Regions from separate parts of the Homo sapiens genome. Here regions 2 and 3 are each linked to region 1. Evidence: chromatin contacts called from ENCODE Hi-C or POLR2A ChIA-PET data. All regions are on one chromosome and are shown on one strand. The core of a region is the stretch at or near the end of the contact, and the rest is flanking DNA. Distances in the headings are between cores, read along the strand shown. Region 1 holds the start of ZNF215 (zinc finger protein 215). Region 2 has its middle 34 kb from the start of OR2AG2. Region 3 holds the start of OR2AG2 (olfactory receptor family 2 subfamily AG member 2).

Evidence for each region. Hi-C counts contacts between places; a loop is a spot of excess contacts on that map. ChIA-PET counts read pairs that join two places held with the same protein, here RNA polymerase II (POLR2A). Pooled maps may share reads with other maps.
Region 2: a loop to region 1 is called in a pooled map, with 7 times the contacts of the local background. The contact joins the enhancer-like site here to the promoter of ZNF215 in region 1. A Hi-C loop is called at or near these places in 1 of 168 maps with a recorded cell type or tissue (naive thymus-derived CD4-positive, alpha-beta T cell), 15 of 37 single-sample maps with no recorded cell type and 10 of 50 pooled maps. POLR2A ChIA-PET finds 5 or more read pairs at or near these places in 3 of 52 experiments (H1, OCI-LY7 and activated CD8-positive, alpha-beta T cell).
Region 3: a map with no recorded cell type shows a loop between it and region 1 (4-fold over the local background). The contact joins the promoter of OR2AG2 here to the promoter of ZNF215 in region 1. A Hi-C loop is called at or near these places in 2 of 37 single-sample maps with no recorded cell type and 3 of 50 pooled maps. POLR2A ChIA-PET finds 5 or more read pairs at or near these places in 1 of 52 experiments (OCI-LY7).

The regions. Positions count from the first base shown.
Region 1 is chr11:6,924,827-6,928,030 of GRCh38, reverse strand. It overlaps ZNF215 (zinc finger protein 215), which reads right to left and starts at 1,605. Exons shown (of 7, transcript NM_013250.4): 1 at 1,346-1,605; 2 at 224-369. It overlaps LOC107984019 (a long non-coding RNA gene), which reads left to right. Exons shown (of 4, transcript XR_001748112.3): 2 at 869-2,214.
Region 2 is chr11:6,736,507-6,739,710 of GRCh38, reverse strand. No RefSeq gene overlaps it. Among named protein-coding and RNA genes, the nearest start is that of OR2AG2, 34 kb to the left of the region's middle. RefSeq lists enhancers at 2,685-2,864, 3,115-3,204. Within about 2 kb of position 1,655, at least 2 of the 41 ENCODE cell types and tissues checked have a DNase peak (open chromatin) inside an H3K27ac peak, as active enhancers do.
Region 3 is chr11:6,770,547-6,773,750 of GRCh38, reverse strand. It overlaps OR2AG2 (olfactory receptor family 2 subfamily AG member 2), which reads left to right and starts at 1,775. Exons shown (of 2, transcript NM_001004490.2): 1 at 1,775-2,129.

The DNA.
Region 1 (3,204 bases), core at 356-2,855:
AAGAGAATCAAAAGGACAACTGCAAAGTATCTAAAAACAGTAAAAACATTGTACGTCAAAATCTAAAGCGCACAGCTGAAGCTCCTGATAGGCAATGGAAAAGCCTTACATATAATTAAACAAGAATGAGATGCATTAAATATCCAACTCAGGAAATAAAAAAAAAGCAACAAATATACTGGGAGGTTTGTAGGTGAAAAACACAAATTAATGAATTACTCACTGTAAACAGTTACAGAGCTAGGACAGGGAGAGACGTTCAGGATGGCATGCTGCATTTAGGTAAGATTTCCGAGGTGGAATAGTTTTGATGATAGAGATCCAAGGTGTGACGTGACTGCAAGTAGCTTAAGTGGCAAATGATGAACACTGGAATATACAAAGCCAGGAAATATAACAGTTAAACTCTAAAGTACTGAATAGATGCCTCTGATATAAAGGTGGGATTCAGGATTAAGACACGGAGCCAGTACCACTGTGACGGAGGGACCTGAAGTTGTAGTGGATGGTTAGACTAATATAACCAGGTGGCACCAGTTCTACGGTTTTATGGCCGCAAGGAACTCGAACAGCTGCTAATTATGGAAAAAAGGTACTGTCTGTGAAGAGGGTTATTTCTAATCAAACAGGTTGTAGGTAGGACAGCTGCTTGAGGTAAGAACCACCTGGCGAGAGTAGCTTAGATAAAGAGGAACAGAAAACAGTTTGCAAATAAGTGACTGAATAGAAGTCATTTATGTTAAATGGAGAAAGAATTATTTTAAAATAAGTACGATACTTGGAGGTTTTAATCTTTTAGGGAGGTGGCCAGGAATGACTGGGAAAACAAGGCAATATGAATTAATTAAAACTCCATTGTCTTTCCCAGTTGATTGATCCAGTCACGCTTGGTTTTTCCATGAGGCATCAATACCAGCCATTCCCAAACCAGCTGATCATAACATACTAACCACTCTGCGCGTCTGGAGACTGCCCCTATTGCAGAGTGGAAGAGGCGACAGGAGTGTGGTTAAATCCTTGCTTTAGCGGAGCTGGATCCTGACCCCAGCCGTCCCGCCGCCCACCCCCTCGCCCTCTGTCGCTGCTCTCAACGCTTGTCTTACTTCCGCAGCCCACGTTTCCATCCCTCCCGTCAGCTCGCGCCCTCCTCCAGGTTTTCCGGCACAGACCTTGGAGGGCAGCGTGGAAACTGGGTAACTGCAAGCAAGCTGAGGTAAGCTGCACGTTCCGCATGGACGCCCTCAAGCGTGATTCCCAATTCCAAGACCCCGCGTCCCCACCGCCCGCTGACGAGAACGATACCCGTGAGCACCGCTCCTCTCCAGTGGCCCGTTCAGTCACTCACAAGCGCCAGTTCTCAGAGGAGCCGCGGAATCGCTGTCTTGGACAGTGAAGGGAGCTGGCGTTGGTAATCACGCTGCAACTAGGAATCCCTGACCTCGCCGAACCCTCAACTCACTGCCGGCTCCGAGTTTCATAAATTGCCGCGGAACAACCTCGACGCACTCTTGCGCACGCGCACCAGCTGTGGAAGGAACCCCCTAGGAGCCCCCGCGACCCGGATCGGTGAGGTAGACCAGGCCTTTGCCAGCCCCGTCCCTTTCTGCAGGCCCCGTCCCTTTCTGCAGGCCCCGCCCACGCCGCACACTTGGAACTCTGGCCCTGTGAATGGACTCACGGTGAGCTTCTAGTGGCTTAAAGAAATGAGCGTCATACTTCCGGCGCTGCCTCATCCCGTCCGGGGAAACTAGTCCAAATCGCCTTTCTGTTCCCCACACCCCATTTGTCTGGAATCAAAAAACAATGACAATTTCGACAAGACATTGTCTCTTACATGGTCTTTATTGGTTTATTGGTTCACAGATTCATTCATTCAGTTTTGTATGGAAGTGAGAGGGCTTGCAGTTCGTTGTTCAGTTTTGGCTTGTTAAGACTGAGGTACTTTGTGGCATCTGAGAAGCATTGTCAATTAGGCATTTGGATGTAGGCATTTGGGAATTTAGAGATGTCTGGGGCTAGACCTGTAAAATTTGGGTCAATCTGGGTAGATGGTGATTGATGCTATCCATTGGAATAGGACTGCAGAGAAAGGGACAGAGAGGAAGAGAGAAAATAGAAGGAAATGGGCTGGAATTGGCCCAGGGAACACCAACACCATTGGTTGAGTCAGGAAGGCGGACCTGCAAAAAAGAGAGAGGAGGATCAGCCTGAGAGGTAGGAGGAAATCTGGTGGGTGTGGAGACACAGAGGGAAGGGATGTGTGTGTCACAAAGGAGAGAATGCTTGGTGGCATTAAGTACATGATAATATGATTAGTGCTTGCCTAGAGGCATGTGGACAGTGCTGTAGGAGCAGAGTGAAAGAACTTAAACCAGAGAGAGCTTTATATCTAGGCCAGGAGTGGACTAAGGTAAAACAAGATGGCAACTTTGAACAGCTAGTGACACAAAAAAACAAGGACACACCATATAGTTTCTTTTATTTCTTTTTAAATAGACCTTATTTTTTAGAGCAGTTTTGGATTTACAGTTTTGGAAAAATTGAGAAGGTAATATACAGAGTTACCTTCTACTCCACAACTAGTTTTCCCTGTTATTACCCTCTTAAATTATTATGGTATATTTGTTACAACTAAGAAAATAAAAATAAAATATAAAAATAAAAAATAAAATAACATTGATACATTAAGTCCACAATACTTTATTCAGATTTCTTATTTTCTTTGCTTTTTTCTTTTCTTTTCTTTCTTTCTCTTTCTTTCTTTCCTTTCTTTCTTCTTTCTTTCTTTCTTTCTTTCTTTTTCTCTCTTGCTTGCTTGCTTCTTTTCTTTCTTTCTTCTTTTTTTGACTGGGTCTCACTCTGTCACCCAGGCTGCCAGGCTGGAGTACAGTGGTGTGACAGCTCACTGCAGCCTGGACCTCCCTGAGCTCAAGTGATTCTCCCATCTCAGCCTCCCAAGTAGCTGGAACTACAGGTGCTTGCCACCATGCCTGGCTAATTTTTTTTTAAATTTATTTTTTGTAGAGATGGATTTTTGCCATGTTGTCCAGGCTGGTAAGGACCAGACTTCTTTAGCTGGTTTATTTGTTTTGTTTTTATCTTTTTTCTTTCCTCTGATGCAGGATCCCAACTGGAATATCACATTACATTTAGTTGTCATGTCTCTTTAGGCTCTTCTGGACTGTGACGATTTCTCATACTTTC
Region 2 (3,204 bases), core at 406-2,905, 190 kb after region 1:
TCCTGTAACCAAAAAAGTTCACTTTTTATGTAACTGCAAAGGATTTCCTCCCAGATACTCTGGCCAAAGGAATGGATTCCTTCTTCATTTCCTAACTATAAAGATAATTACCTTCTGAAAAAAAAATACTAAAGTTTGTTCTGACACTACCTACACCTAGTCAATGCTTTTGCATTAATCCTCAGTAAAGATCAATTTAGTAAGCTTCATAACTACCAGGGACTCAGTCTTTGGTGAGAACTAAATACGTGAATTAATTTCCACATTGCTCTAGAGAAAGGTATCTTTCTCTAGAGTTTTACTTGTTCCTTAACTAATTTGGTTGAAAGATATATTTCTCTAGAGCAATGTGGAACTTAATTCATATATTTAGATATCAATTATATTTAGTTCAAAGTTGAAATCTTTTTCTGTTTTGCCTGATGATCAAAAGTGGTATCCTGACTGGGCGCGGTGGCTCACGCCTGTAATCTCAGCACTTTGGGAGGCCAAGGTGGGTGGGCCACCTGAGGTCAGACATTCAAGACCAGCCTGGCCAACATGGTGAAACCCCATCTCTACTAAAAATATAAAAAATTAGCTGGGCATGGTGGTGCATGCCTGTAGTTCCAGCTACTTGAGAGGCTGAGGCAGGAGAATCGCTTGAACCCAAGAGACAGAGGTTGCAGTGAGCCAAGATTGTGCCATTGCACTCCAGCCTGGGTGACAAGAGTGAAACTCCATCTAAAAACAAAACAAAACAAAAAAAAGTGGTGTCCTTTAGGATACAAACTGATGTTCCCAAATTACTAATGGATCATATTTTTCATTGGGTACATATCAAAAGGCTGCCAGCTCCCATCAGGGAAAGTCATCTTGAAAACTCTCTTCTGACCCATTTCCACAGTGCCCCACAGAGCTTACTCATGTGGAGTGCAGAGTGAGGAGAGTCTGATGGTGTGGTGGGACCTACATTGACTCCCCACCTCCTAGAGCCACACAATGTTTGTCCAAATATGCACCGGGTTGTACAGTAGAGACAATTATCATTGAAAATTCTTCCCACCTCCCTACATGTCCTGGTCTATTCTCTTGAAATGACAGCTCTGAGAATTCTAGCTTAATAGAAGCCTTAGAAGGAAAAAGCAACTGCAGTTTGTATCCTATTTTTTGGTTCCCTCCTAACCCACTTGGTGGTCAACGGCTATAGGATTTCAAAGGCTAGAGAGACCTCCCTAGGTCACAACCTTCATCTCCTTGAGGAAAGAATGTCCCTTCTTGGAGAAAAGAACAAAACCAAACCAAACCCAGGACTTGCCAAAAACATTAGCAGAAAAGAGACACAGCATCTCCTGTTACCTTCAGTCTACACCAAAATAATGATAGTCTCCACATTAAAGCAATTCCCATGCCCAATATTTCTTATTAACTCATAGTAGAAGTACCAGGAGATGGGAAGATTCTTCTGAAAGTTACCCAATAGAATCAGATTCCCTGGCTGCAGCTGTGGTATGTAACTTCAAGTTACAGTACAAAGGAAAAAGGCTTGGCCTTAATTCAGGCCCTCTGTCTTGATCATTACTTTGTTTTTCAATGTCACCTTCCATATCTTCATCATAACTTGACACAGTAATACAAAAGACTGTATTAATGCTCCCTCTAGTGGCTGGTCCGCCATTCTACTTTAAATCTTTGTGGTCACCTGGAGATTGGAGAGAGACCTATCTGAGGAGCTTCTCTCTTTCCTGTGTTTCCGTCCCCAGTCCTGCAGGTTTCTCTGGTGCTTGGGCCTTGTTCATCCTATTCAAGCAGCCCTTCTTTTCCTAACTTTTTTTCTGCTATACCTGCTAGCTTCCTAGTTACTTCAGTTCCTTGACTAATCCTTTTTTTTTTTTTTTGAGACTGAGTCTCGCTCTGTTGCCCAGGCTGGTGTGCAGTGGCGCAATCTCAGCTTACTGCAACCTCCCCGCCTTGGGTTCAAGCAATTCTCATGTCTCAGCCTCCCGAGTAGCTGAGATTACAGATGCCCGCCATCACCCCCGGCTAATTTTTTGTATTTTTAGTAGAGATGGTGTTTCACCATGTTGGCCAGGCTGGTTTCGAACTGCTGGCCTCAAGTGATCCTCCCACCTCAGCCTCCCAATGTCCTGGGATTACAGGCATGAGCCACCGTGCCCAGCAAACTTTGGCCAATCTTAACCAGAAATCATCCCAACAATTTTGCCTTCATCAGACAGAAAGAGATGAAAGCACCAAATGAATTCCATGTCCTGAATAGCCCAGCTACAATTGCTAAGCCTCCTAATCTCCAATTTCTTTCTGCCCACTCTCTGTTCCTCTTTGTGTTTTAACTTGTCACAGTGAAAAATTCCTGAAACCCAATATGAACATACATTCCATATAAATTCTCTGGGTTAGCTCTTCTAGGTCCTCAGTCATGGCTCCTCTCTATATATTTTCATTAACTCTAAGAAATTCTGTAATCTCTAGGAGAATGAGATGTTCTCTTGGCTTGACAGTGGTAACCTCATTTAGGTCCTCCTTCCCTTCCATGAGAATTTACATGTTTGAGCCCCACATCCCACTGGGATGGACACTGTAGTTTCAGCAGGGATTTTCAAAAAATTAAACGACTGAAGTAGTTAACATTTATTGAGCCCCTACTTCAGATCAAACACTGGGATAAGCACTTTTTTTGTTTTGTTAGTTGGCAGACAGATAAGGCAGGCTCCATGATTTGTGCCTTATATAATGTCTCCTCTTCTTTTGAGTAATATGGCAGAGGTGAAGGGGTTTTTCAGAGGCAATTAAAGTCCCAAACTGACTTTGAGTTAACCACAAGGAAGACTATCTTGAATAGGCCTGACTTAATTAGGTAAAGCCCTTAAAAAAGAGACTGAGTCCTTCCTTAGGGCAGATACTTCTCTCTCCAGTTGCCTTGAAAGGTAAGCCATCGTGTTGTGAGAGGAGCTATGGAGATGGCTATGTGGTAAGGAACTGTAGGCAGCCTCCAGGAGCTGAGAGCAGCCCTGGATGACAGCCAACAAAAAAATGGGAACCTCAGTCCAACAACCACAACGAATTGAATTCTGCCAACACATAAGCCTGGAAGCAGTTTTTCTCCAGCCAAGCCTCTGCATGAGAATACAGCTCAGTTAACACCTGGATTGCAGCCTTGTGAGACCCCAAGCAGAGGACCCAGCTAAGTCATGCCAGAGCTTCTGA
Region 3 (3,204 bases), core at 526-3,025, 150 kb after region 1:
GGTAAGGAAGTATGCATACAAGTAACAATGATTAAAGATTTATAGAAACAAGGTGGACTTGACAAGTAGTTGACCATGAACAAAGAAGTTTTGCCACCTCCTCAGACCTTTGCTGATGCCCAGACATCTGTGTTCACCAGTCACCTCCTGGTCTTAGCCCCATCCCTTTTCCCCCTCCCTCTAACATAAAAGGAGCCTAAAAATTAATCAACTTTAGATAGTTCTTTAGGATGTTAGTCCACCATCTTCTCAGTTTGCTGGCTTTCTGAAATAAAGTTGTCTTCCTTGCCCCAACACCTTTTCTCTCCACTTATTGGCTGTCGTGTGGCAAGTAGTAGAAGATTTGGACTCGACCACATTTAGCAGTCCAGCTCTCTGCCTCCTTTCACTATAACTATTAACGCAAATTTCATGTCCATCATTTTCTTTCTTCATTTATATGTAGTTTTATTGAATGTACACATATTTATAGGAAGTTTATTTTCACTTAAGTTCTTAACACTGCAAAAGAAGTACCACGATATATAATCCTAAGGTGTCTCTTGCTTCCCTTAATATTAGTTTCCTAAGTTGCTTTTTTTGTTGTATGCTCTGGTTCCTTTGTTTAGATTCCTACATAGTAACCCTTTGGTGCATATCTATCTATTCCACTGTTGATGGGCATAAAGGTCGTTTCTAATTTTTATTGTACTGTGAATAATGCTGCTCTTATAATTTACATGTTTAAAACCGTCTTTTCAGTACATTCCTTTTATAATTAAAAAATAAAAAGATTTTTATATTAGTTCTTCTGTTGCACTTCTGAAATAATTTTGAGTATATATTTTATATAAACAGAAAGTGGAAACTTATTTTTATTTTTTTTAAGTTCAAAGAGAAAAGATATGATAACTCCGGAAGAAATTTTCAGCATTTCCTGGTGAAATGGCTGATTAAAGAGATACTAAAGAATGAGGAAGATTAAGCACAGAATTGGGTGAGAGATGGGAAAGCCTGAACTAAAAGCAGAAGTGAGTGCAAGCAGGTGCTGTGTCATCATCCCAAAGCTCTGAGCAGCTCAGCTGACTGATCACAGAATATGTAGGCCCATGAACAAATGAACACACACAAGAGGGAGTAGAAAGGAGAAACAAAGAACTGAAAAATAAATTAGTGCTGGATCCTCATTAAAGCTCAGTGAAGGAAGACCTGATATTAACAGAAGCATAGTTAACTCCCTCTAGTTGGTAATAGCCCAGGCTAGTGGCACAAAGAGGGATATGTGAGTGGCAGCATCTATAGAACCCATGAGACAGACTTTATATTTTGGACAGAGGGCTGGACAGGGAGGTGTTGCTTTTCAGATTGGTTACTGACACTATCTATTTTGTCAGAAACAGCCTCTGTCTGGTTTTCCGGTCAGTGATTTCTAGGTTAAAATTATAGTTTTGGTTTTGTAAGGCAGGAGAAAGATCTTAGACTCCAATGAGTGGTGAGACACAGCAAGCCCATGGCGGGCAGAACAAGGCCTCAAGGTTCAGAGCTCATTTGGTGGTAAAGTTTGAAGAAATGGCAGGCCAGGAGACATGCCCAAGGGGATTTATTAAAATCCCATTTCCTGGAGCAATATTTTCAGGGGAGGTCATGTCAGCTGAGAGGGTGAGACTATGAACCCTCCCCCAGGACAGGCCTCACTGTTGGCGCAGAGACAGTAAGGCTGGGCATTGGTGGGTCTCTTTTAAGCAGCTCTTCTTATACCTCTTTTCTCACATTCCTGCTGTGCTCCTCTTTTATCATGAAACACAGCATGAGGGGAATATATGAAATCTGAGGACCTGGACTTAAGAACTCAGCTAGAACCATTCCAAAGCAGTAAGGACTTTCTCGCAAGGACAGTGAATGAGAGAACTTTGGAAGAGATTCAGCTCCTCACTTCTGCAGGATCCTGCCCTAGGTTCTCAGCTGCCTGTCTGCATCTATCTCTACTTCCAGAGAGGACTTGCAGTGCCAGTGACTGGAGGAGCCTTTGATCTCTGATCCTAGAGACAGCCATACACACACCTACATTCATCCTGGCCAGAAGAAGCAACTTTTCTTTCTTTGGCTTCTTGAACCTCTTTACCTGGAAGCTATGCCCCTTCCCATATGAGGTAAGGGCTCTGTCTCCGTTTCAAGGCAATATGGGAAGTCTGGAAGTCCTGAGAAACAGGGTCAAGACCTTACACTGCTCTCCTTCTCAGATTCTCTAGTTCCTCAGGCTTTATGATTCACTCACTCCCATCTATATCTTATCAACCTTGTACATGTACCCATCTTGCACATGTAGGAACAACCAAAATAATTCTATGCCATTGGCCAGCCGTGAGTTCCTAGAATTCCTGATGATGGCCTCCTGGTAAAAGTCTCAGTACTTACCTTTGTTACATCTAGATTTTCCTGGCCTCCAGTAGTTTGATGTGAGTCCCCAAATGAATAGTACCTCAAAGGAGGACTATCTAAAATATGCTGAAGTGCCTTTCCCCTGCAGGACTGCTTGGCGCTAAGTCCAGTGCCACACAAAAAGCCAAATGAAGTAAATACAAAAAATAAATATACTGAGCAGAGATGAAAAAGAAAAACTTATAAAATATACTTCCAAAAATTTAGCTCTACCTTGTTAATTGACTGACCATTTTCCATAAACTATAGCAATGCCTCTTAATATCAGCCTCTGCTGACTTCTCTTGGTTTGAAATACCCGCAACCACCAGCAGTTTTCCAGAATGAAGCTCTTCCTCTGTAGGCCCAGTGTGTGTTCTCTGGCCTTTCCCTTTAGATGACCCCAGAGAGAACTCAGTAAATGGAAAGAAGGGAAAACAATAGTCCCGTATCAGAGGGAGGAGGTAGGTATGTAGGATCCTGAGTCCTGGTTACACCACCTTACCCAAGCCCTGATTTTTCTTCTCTTTGAAATCCTGTCCAAACATCTGGTGCAGGAAGCTAGAAGAATGTGCCCAGCTAATTATGTTCCTCCTTTTATTTACCTGTCCATTCATCTTTTTATTCAAGAAAAATGAAGGCATTTCAAATCTAATATTTAGCAGAAATAGTGCTTAGAATTGACTTTGGACTTGTGTTTTTGTTGTCAACAGACAAATAAGGTTTTCCGGTCAGTGGGTCAGTGGTTCCTAGGTTAAAATTATAGTTTTGATTTTGTAAGGCAGGAGAAAATTCTTAGACTACATT